Linked DNA regions of Homo sapiens: regions 2 and 3 are each linked to region 1. Evidence: chromatin contacts called from ENCODE Hi-C or POLR2A ChIA-PET data. All regions are on one chromosome and are shown on one strand. The core of a region is the stretch at or near the end of the contact, and the rest is flanking DNA. Distances in the headings are between cores, read along the strand shown.

The links. A loop is a pair of places that touch in the nucleus more often than their neighbours do. ChIA-PET counts read pairs that join two places held with the same protein, here RNA polymerase II (POLR2A). Pooled maps may share reads with other maps.
Region 2: a map of CD8-positive, alpha-beta T cell shows a loop between it and region 1 (8-fold over the local background). The contact joins the promoter of COG2 here to the promoter of SRP9 in region 1. A Hi-C loop is called at or near these places in 2 of 168 maps with a recorded cell type or tissue (CD8-positive, alpha-beta T cell and naive thymus-derived CD4-positive, alpha-beta T cell) and 7 of 50 pooled maps. POLR2A ChIA-PET finds 5 or more read pairs at or near these places in 1 of 52 experiments (activated B cell).
Region 3: a loop to region 1 is called in a pooled map, with 22 times the contacts of the local background. The contact joins the promoter of BROX here to the promoter of SRP9 in region 1. A Hi-C loop is called at or near these places in 10 of 50 pooled maps. POLR2A ChIA-PET finds 5 or more read pairs at or near these places in 2 of 52 experiments (CD4-positive, alpha-beta T cell and OCI-LY7).

Annotation. Positions count from the first base shown.
Region 1 is chr1:225,776,302-225,779,447 of GRCh38, forward strand. SRP9 (signal recognition particle 9) reads left to right here and starts at 1,525. Exons shown (of 3, transcript NM_003133.6): 1 at 1,525-1,711. The coding sequence starts at 1,640. RefSeq lists enhancers at 518-1,278, 1,025-1,244, 1,495-1,864.
Region 2 is chr1:230,640,959-230,644,104 of GRCh38, forward strand. It overlaps COG2 (component of oligomeric golgi complex 2), which reads left to right and starts at 1,523. Exons shown (of 18, transcript NM_007357.3): 1 at 1,523-1,720. The coding sequence starts at 1,649. RefSeq lists silencers at 1,317-1,456, 3,070-3,146 and an enhancer at 1,547-1,766.
Region 3 is chr1:222,710,985-222,714,130 of GRCh38, forward strand. BROX (BRO1 domain and CAAX motif containing) reads left to right here and starts at 1,580. Exons shown (of 13, transcript NM_144695.4): 1 at 1,580-1,958. It overlaps AIDA (axin interactor, dorsalization associated), which reads right to left and starts at 1,507. Exons shown (of 10, transcript NM_022831.4): 1 at 1,224-1,507. The coding sequence starts at 1,333. RefSeq lists enhancers at 1,275-2,189, 2,558-2,777 and a silencer at 1,388-1,607.

The DNA.
Region 1 (3,146 bases), core at 275-2,774:
GAGACAGACCCTAATTGGGGCTATTCCCAGATATGATCTCCAGTTTCAGCTTTTTACTCTACTTGACATATTGCTTTTGAGTTTCTTTTTTTGTTGTTGTTGTTGTTGTTGTTTTAGAGACAGAGTCTTGCTCTGTTGCCCAGGCTGGAGTGCAGTGATATGCGATCTTGGCTCACTACATCCTCCATCTCCTGGGTTCAAGAGATTCTCCTACCTCAGCCTCCCGAGTAGAGTAGCTGGGATTACAGGCACCCACGACCAAGCCCAACTAATTTTTTTATTTTTAGTAGAGATGGGGTTTCACGATGTTGACCAGGGTGGTCTTGAACTCCTGACTTCAAGTGATCTGCCCACCTCAGCCTCCCAGAGTGCTGGGATTGCAGGTGTGCACCACCGCTTCCCACCTGTTTTTTTCTAATAGGCTTCCTTATTCATTTCTCACAATGGCTTTTCCAAACCTTCTCCTCAAGGATCCAAACCCATCCTTGCTTCCTCAAAGATCCAAAACCACCCTTCCTATTTACGAAGGTGGTCTCCTGTCTTAGGTGACAAGAAAATGTACCTTCTTGCCCTCGTATCTACATGCTCACCTATACCCTCACCCGACTTTTCCCTCCTCCTCACCCCATCAAAGGCAATAATGCACCTGTTTTTATTCATCTGGGCCTTTGGTCTTCCCCTTCATATTTCCCGAGACCTCGCTTTCTTCTTTCTCTTGTATTTTTTATTTTTCTATCTCTTATGTGTCCTTCTCTAAAAGTTATAAACATGCACAAAATCTTTCCATCTCAAAATATAATACCCTTTACCTGGTGTCCCCTGCAGGCCATCTTCTTTATTTATTTACTTTTGCGCCAGCGTCTTCCTCTGAAGCCCAGGCTGGGTGCGTAGCGCGATCATGGCTCACTGCAGCCTCGGACTCCCGGGCTCAAGCGATCCTCCTGCTTGGAGGATCAGATTTTTTATCCTTGCAGAAGTGATAATATGGCTTCTTCCTCATCTCCTAAACACCAGTCATCTGACATACACTGCAGATCTAAAATGGGCCTACGTGTTCTGCCCTTCCTTGCCTACCTGTTGAGCTTGCACCGCTTCTGTGAGTCTCCCCCCACCCACAAGAGATCCTTCTTCCTTCGCGCTCCACTAACCCGACATAAATGTTTATCATATAAAGTTTTCCGTTGCACTCTTGTGTTTATGTCTCCTGGCTTCTTCACCAAGCTGTGTGACAGCTGGGCCCTGTCGCCTCCTTCCTCGTATATGCAGCGACTATCGCAGAGCCGCTTAATCTTTGTTGAAGGCAGCTGCGGTTCAGCCCTGAGGGCCACGGGACGGACGCCACTCATTCAGCCCTACCGGGGGCGCTGTGGCAGCCGGCATTGGTTGCCGTGCCCTCCGCTTGTCTCGCTCAGCTCTCGAGCCACACGCCCTGGGCTCCGCCCACTCCCTGACAACATCCCTCCTGCCCATTGGGCGAGCATGGACGGGGCTGTCCAATGGAGCGAGGCGTTGGTGCGAGGAGGCGCCGCCATCTTGGGGCTGCTGGGACTCGCGTCGGTTGGCGACTCCCGGACGTAGGTAGTTTGTTGGGCCGGGTTCTGAGGCCTTGCTTCTCTTTACTTTTCCACTCTAGGCCACGATGCCGCAGTACCAGACCTGGGAGGAGTTCAGCCGCGCTGCCGAGAAGCTTTACCTCGCTGACCCTATGAAGGTAAATCGCTGGCGGGGCCGCTGCTTTGGGCCCCAGCCCAGGATGTCTTCCCGCCATCCACTCGGCCCCTGGAGCTTCCCCAGCGCTCCCAGGAGGTGCTGGGAATGAACACAAATGGACCCTGCCAAGTTAATGTTCTGCTCTCTCGTCCCCTTCTTCCCTGATCTAGCGGCCCAGTGAGGCCCTGAAGCTGGCAACAGCCAGGTTCATCTCAGCCCTAAACATTTCTGCAATCGATCTTCCCGCCCCAGTCCCTCAGCTTCCTTTATGGCTTCGGTTGTTTTACGAGTCCCTGAAGCCAGGGCTCCTCCCCCTGCAGCTTCCTGTCCTTTGTCTTGGTTCACTTTTCCTGTACCGCCTAGGCGGTAAGGGTACCTCATGTATATAAAACTGATGATGTTTTTTCTACTACCGCTCAGACATTCTTGAAAGATTCCAATTTGGAAGCATCTGTACCCCCCAGAATATTGGTTCTTAGTATTTTGGGAGTCACAGGCTTTGGGACCATAAGAATAATATTTGCACCTTTCCTCAGAAAAATGGTATAAGTAAATGTATAAGTAAATGTTTGCAAACAATTTTAAGGGATTCATGGACCTCTGAAATACATTCTTAGCCCCCACAAAAATTATAATGGAGGTGGATGTCAGAGGTTAGCTCATTATTAAAAAGCAAAGGAGTCCAAGTGATGGGAGTTTAGCATTCGGGTCTTACTTTTCGTCTCTTGAGGTTTTGGTTATTTTATTGTCATGTCTAAGAATTATTTGAAGCATCTTCGTGTTAATTAAAAGTTCTGCTTCTTTTTAGAACTCAGCATATTGAAGGGATTTTATACTGAAAACCTCAGACCTGGTTATGTATGATGCTTCTTTTGTTTTGTGTTTGTTGTAACTCAGTTATCTCTTTTATGCTGCATTCATTTCCCACTCTCGTGTTACTGACCCCAAGTTAAATTAGGTTCTGTGGGAGACACAAAGGTGAATGAGATTCCGTTCAACCCTTAAGGAGCTGGTATTATTGGAGGGTATTATAGATCCAGTGTATTGTGACTGTATCCCTCGGAGAAGAAAGAAAATTAAAAGCAGATAAAATCTCGGAAAACCGGGGCTCAGGATCTTTTTTTTTTTTTTTCAATAGTTTTATTTTTTTTGAGACGAAATCTCGCACTGTCGCCCGGACTGGAGTGCAATGGCTCAATCTCAGCTCGCTGCAACCTCCACTTCCTGGGTTCAAACGGTTCTCCTGCCTCAGCTTCCCGAGTAGCTAGGTTTACAGGCGCCTGCCACCACACCTGGCTAATTTTTTGTATTTTTAATAGAGGCGGGGTTTCACCATCTTGGCCAGGCTGGTCTGGAACTCCTGACCTCGTGATCCACCCGCGTTGGCCTCCCAAAGTGTTGGGATTACAGGTGTGAGCCACTGCGCCCAGCCCAGG
Region 2 (3,146 bases), core at 273-2,772, 4.9 Mb after region 1:
GTCTCGATGCGGTGGGTGGGGAAGGGCAGAGGAGACAGGTTGATGATGGTTGAAGCGAGGTGCTAAGTACATAGGGTGGGGTTCTTGTGCTCTCCACACTTCTGTGTACTTGAAAATTTTCATAACAAGAGAAAACAAAAAATTAAACAGAAAATGAGGTTTTCATTTCCTCCAGCAAAACAAACATAACAGGGACTTAGGATGTACTTTTCCCAATCGCTCCTCTGGCAGAATATTTTGATCCTCCAGCTAGCTTCCGGCTCTTATCCTGTTCATCTGTTCTGTAGATACTGGCAGGAAATAGGCTCTTCAACAGGGCCTGCTAGGTCCAGTGCTAGGGAGTAGAGCGTTTTGGATTCTACGCCTACATTTTTTTTTAAGTGACCAGTTTTCTAGTTGAGATACTTGAAATACAAAGTCTCATGGTGAGGTCTTACCCTCTGCTGTCCCATTCCTTTTTACAGGCCATCATGGCGTTAATCTTATCTCCAAGGAGAAAAATTGGGAAGAGAGGCCTAGATTCCTCAACAGAAGCGGGAAGGAAAGGTTTGCAGAATGAAGAGTGTGAAGTGAGGTTTGTGGTTTGAATCATCCGAATGTCAAGGAGAAAAGAAGAAAAATGAATCATCATCATTTGACCACGGTATTTACAGCTAGCGGAAGGGACAAGAGGAGAAAAAAGCAAGGGAGGAGATAAAGGAAGAACGTCTCAGAATAAAATTGGGGTGGGTGGGGGGAGGAGGAGGAAGACAGTCTAAGAAATTGGTTTGGTTGCACCAGTACTGGCCACAACACAAAAATTTGTCCATTCCTGGTTGAAATTAAAAATAAATGTGCATGCACATGTATTTGTCTGCTGTGTTTAATCAGATAGCGAGGCACTCCTTTAAGCACCTTGAAGACCCAAAGTTGCGCTCAGAGGCTGCCCACCTGGAACGGAGACCGAGGTTGAGCAGGGAGCTACTCAGAGGACCCAAAGCCGCCTAGCTGACCACCTTCTTCCCTATGAGTTCCCAGTAACGGAGCCCAGTGGAGGAGACGCTACACTTCTCTGTGGGGACAGAGGCTAAGGGCGGGGGTCTCCATAGAGGCGTTAGCGCCCACCAGCGGCAGTGACCGCGCACAGGGAGGTGAAGAATGCGACCACGGTGATACGTCCAACCTGGAAAACGGGCCTGAGAACCAAAGGGCCAACTTCTGGCCATGCATAACGAAGCAGAGCAGTCTCAGGGTAGAAGGCACTGGAAAAGCGTTGTAGGACAATTTTTCCCAGTAGAAACGGTGGGGGTGGGAGGGAGACCCGCTCACCCCTTTTGACCCACCCCTGCAGCTCAGCCACGCCTCCTAGGGAGGTGGGCAGCCTTGCAGGAGCCCGCGCGAGGCTGCAGTACCGCCCTCCGCCACATGAGGGCAGCACGGCCTACCCGTGCAGCAGCGGCGGCCCCCGCGCCCCTCTTGGCCAGAGCCAGGCGCAGGCCGGCTTGCGGTGCCGTCGTTCATTGGCCGCGGCGCGGGCGCTGCCATGTTGGCGGAAGCGGACCCCCCTGTGCCGTGGAAACTGGCGGTGGCCGCGGCCGCCGAGTCGGTCTGCGCAGCCTCCTGCGTTTTCTCGCTTGGATCTTGGCACTGAGAGGCGGTGGCCGGCGGGATGGAGAAAAGTAGGATGAACCTGCCCAAGGGGCCGGACACGCTCTGCTTCGACAAGGACGAGTTCATGAAGGTGCGCGCGGCGTCCGCTCCCCGGAGCCGGGCCATGAGGGTGCCTCTGCCCTGTGCCCTCTGTGGCGGTCTCTTCGGTCGGCTGCTCCTGCCTGCGCACGCTCAGTGTCAGGTCCTCCGCCGAGACCTCGCTGCACTTCGCAATGAGTCTTTTGGCGTCAGGTTTGGCGGGTGCAGCCTGGAGAAAGCACTTCTGTAAAATCGTGCGTGTTACATGGAAAGGCCTGAAAGTTCTGGGCAAGTGGTTTTGAGCTGCATGTCAAAGCCACTGTTACCCGTTCCTGTTACCATGCAGTGCAGTCAGATTGCCAGTCCCCTTGTCGGAAAGAAGCTTGTGGACCGGGGCCTTGGAGCTCATTAAGTGTGTGTTGAATAAATCTCCAAGCCCACGTACTTTCCTAGGGACTCGGGTCGGAAAGAAAAAGAACTTAATCTGAAGTTTTGCTTAACATTCAGCTAAAGCTTCCAGAATGGGATATTTAGAAGCTTAGAACATTCTTACCGACTATTGCAGTACGACAAAGCAAACCATTACTCTTTAAAGAAGTTGCTCTACTTTTTACGTGATGCATTTGAAGAAGTTGGTAGTTGTAGGTCATAAACTTAGAGAAAAGAAATATAAACTGAAAACACTTCACTGATGATAAAGTTCATCAGGCACAGCCTTGAAAATGGCCAGGCTTTGAGTGAGAGCTGGGAGGAGCTTTGCTCCTACTTGGTGTATCCCTCTGGGTCTGCACTTAAGCCATTCAAAAAATGTTTCTATTTAATTTCCTGAGGACTAGGATTTTTGACACCTTTTAGTAGCTGCTTTCAGTGTTAAAAAGCGAAAAGTTTTAGCTGGTTAGTAGACATCTACAATTTTGAGCAAGTGAGTTGAAATCTTACTCTGCCTTTCTTGGTGACATAATGTTTTCTAGATTAATTAGCCTATCTCTTTTTGATAATATTTGCATTCAGATTACATCTCCAAAGCTGTTTTTTTTTAAAGTAGATCTGTATCTTCTCCAGTGTGACCATATCATTTTTCGTATGTAGGACTTATCTATACCCAGGAATAATGTACCTTATTCTTGTAAGTGATATTCCTATTAGACCACTGTACTAAAAGGTGTAACTTCATTAGGATGTCTCAAAGAATGTACAGAATCAACTCATTGATCCAGAAACCCTTCGTTTTGCCTACTGGCTAAGAGCTACCCTGAAATGAGGGTAGAAAGAAACAGCTAAGGGTACATGCTGGGGAGAGGTGCCCTGGAAGAGGAAAGGCCATACACGGAGATCAGGGGCCTTGTTGACGTCAAGAATCTCAGAGTACAGAATAATCTCAGTTTGTCCATCTCTTGACTTCTTAAGGCTCAACACCAGCATCTTCTCTGACTCACTAGCCCCACCACCTTTCCCACTCTGAGTTGACAGAATGCCTT
Region 3 (3,146 bases), core at 330-2,829, 3.1 Mb before region 1:
TCTTAATAGATAAAAACAAATAACTATTGCGGGGAGACGATAAGAGTTTAGATCTTCCAAGTACCAAGCGTATATTCTTGCCAGAAATCGTTGTGTGTCGGGGGCGGATGGGGGGTGGGGGAGGCCGGGGGTATTCTACTCATACGTGGTTTCATACTCAGTGAAATCTCAAACAATAACTTGCTTTAAACAGAGAATAATTAATGGCGAGTTTGCAAACAATAGCATTTTGGCAGACAGTTCTTAAGTTCAGTAAAATGTGCAAAAACCTAAGCAAGGTTTTATGTGTATATAAATCTTGTCTTTTATTTTTTAAGACAACCCTGAAGTTTTCTGTGGAAACCAGAAAGGGCAAGAAATTGGTCTTAGGTTGCTCAAGGAAACTGGTACTCACTTGTACCCTGCGGCTATACATTATATACAGGAAAAGGAGGAGGGATCCAAGGAGGGCGTGGAGCTCCTGTGCGTGGTCCATTAATTCACATTTTGCTCTCTTCGGTTCACATCCTGCGCGGACTCCACCCAAGGCAACCGAGCGAGGGGGTGGGTGGGACTCACAGCCTACCAAATAACAGTCCCAGAAACCGAAACGAAATCGAGGTGGAATTCTGAAAACACGGCTCACCAGAAAGAGGGGTGGAGAAGGAGCGCGAGAGGAGACCCTTCTTTTGGCAGAAGAGGTATCCCTGGCCCTCGTTGCTTCCTGGGCTCCCCCCCATCCCCTCAATCGCAAACAGTTCCCTCCTTTCCTACGCATGGAAGAAGGAAGACACACACAGAGCAAGGCCACTCATCCTTGGAACGTGGGCGGAGAACACACAAGTATTCCTCAGAGAATTTCAAAAGGAAATCGAGGAAAAGCAACCTGGGAGAGGAGGAGGAAAGGAAACTGACTGCCAAGTGGGGGACCCGCGAGACGGTGGAAAGGAACTAAGCAGATAGCCTGCTGGGGCCTGCGCCCCAGGAAAGAAGGGCTACCTGTTGAATGGAACTGTCCCTGCGGAGGCGGAGAGGGAAGAAGGCGAGTCACCCCAGAGAGCGGAGCCGTTGTCCCTAGAGCAGCCTCGCTGGGGCTGGTGGCGAGGGATCTCAGCCCCAGTGCCTGCGGAGCCCCACCCTGAGAAGCCTTGGCTGCAGATACGGTGATGAGAGACACCGACAGAAACAAGGGAGAGGCGCACGACTGGAGCCGGTCTGGCCTGCTCCCGCGGTTAGTCACTCACATCTGATACTCGTCTATCGCCTCCACCAGCTGGCCCCAAGAGTCGAAGTCGGCGCCTCTCCTAAAACTGGCGCCCCAGCGCTGCAGCAGACTCCGGGTCACCTCCGACATGGCCGGTCCCCACCCCGTCCCCTCCCGCCCCTACCCCAGCAAGGCCGGGTTCTAGGGCGCCATCCTCCCCCGGCCTGGCCCCGACATTAACAGGGCCAGGAGGAACCGCTACGGCCACCACCGCCACCCGCCGAGGAGCCGCCCAAGCCCATTTGCCGCCACAGCCAAACTTTGCGGCTCCAAAGCGACCGCCCCGCCGAGACCCCGCCCCCGAGGCCCCGCCCCGGGTTAGGTTGAGGCCGCCCCACTGCGCCGAGGGCCGCCATCGCTATTGCGGCATTCTCCCTCGGCTCCGGAGGTAGGGGCAACTCTTCTCTTCCTGTCTGGGAAAAAGACCATAGCTCAAAAGGAAGGCCGAGGGAGAAGTTAGAAAGGGATGATGAACGAAGCGTTTTGAGGGGACTGCAACGCCGCGGCAATACCCGCCCCTGAGCTGCGCGCACTACCGCCTCGGTAGCTATCATGGCCGCCGGGTCACGTGACTCCGGCTTGGCGCCGTCCTGGTTTTCCGTCACCCTGGTTCTGTAGTCTCGGTTCTCCGACTCCCTCTTTTTCTCGCTTGTGGACTCCGATATATTGCCCTTCTTCCCTTAGAAGAACTGCTGAACCGACTCTGAGAAATTTGGTAAGTATGTCAGAGGATGGGTGTTTCTCAGTAATATCCCCCGCTACTTCCCCGGAGTCTCAAGCAATAGGATCACCCCCTTTTACATTAGTCTCCATAGACCCCTGGACAGTGGACCAAAAGTCTCCTTCTAGTGCCTTGAAACAAACGACAGAAAGAAAATCCATATTGGTCACCACAAATCAGTGGCATTAACAGCTAGATCCGCTGAATCCCCTTGCCCCGCATCTCCATTGGTCATTGGAGAGCTTATAATACAAGCTAAACTGGGGTTCGTTCGGCCGTTGTCTGGCCACCTCTCCCGGGTTGACAGTATCGGCTTTCCACAAAAATGCCTGTTTGGAAAGAGGGGAACTCAAGTGTTGGCGCGTGCGCACGGTCGCCGCCCGCTGCCTCGAACGGGACTGGGCACGGGAGGAAGAGGCTGGGTGGTAAACAGGAAGTGGGCGCTCAGAGCTCGGGGGCGGCGCTCAGGTAGGTTCCTCTGGGGACTCGGGGCTTCCGGGGTGGGGGTCCCTTGTTAGGAGCGGGAGTCCTCTTGTGGAAGTGTGTTAGCTTACAGCTTCGATCCGAATGTTGTATTGGTGGCTCTAAAGGCACCCTTGTCCCTGCGGGTGGGTGTGTCGTTCTTCTATCCCACCCTAGGAACTCCCGAAAACTGAAGACCGCCGGGTCGCAGAAGGGGAGAAGATGGGGCAGGGGCAGAAACCCTCTTCTTTCCTGAAGTAAAGATTCGCAAAACTTCAGACATTTTCATCCAGGAAGTAGGAGGCCGCATTAAAAGAAGTATTTGTGGAAGATTTCGCAGCCTCAAGTGCTGAGTGTGATATTATTTGTAGGCACATAGATGCTGTATTAGGCTATCGGAATTTATATGGAAGATGTGTAGAAGATGATATTTTCTGAAATAACTCGTTAAATGTTTTGAGTCCTAAATAAACCTGCTCAGTTTTTCGTTGGGTACACACTGTATTCTCTATTCATTAAGTATGTGGTGCTCCTCAAAACCAGCTTTGTCATGAATAAATAGCATAAAGGAAGCACTTAATGTAGGCATTTCATACACTGTACAGCCACCATTATTTTCTAATACTAGGAAAAGTCGATTGTCAGAATTTTTTAGTGCCTTCAAATTAAATGAACCTTATCAGAATTTTTTCTCAGTTACTTCCTGGAATCTAATTGCCA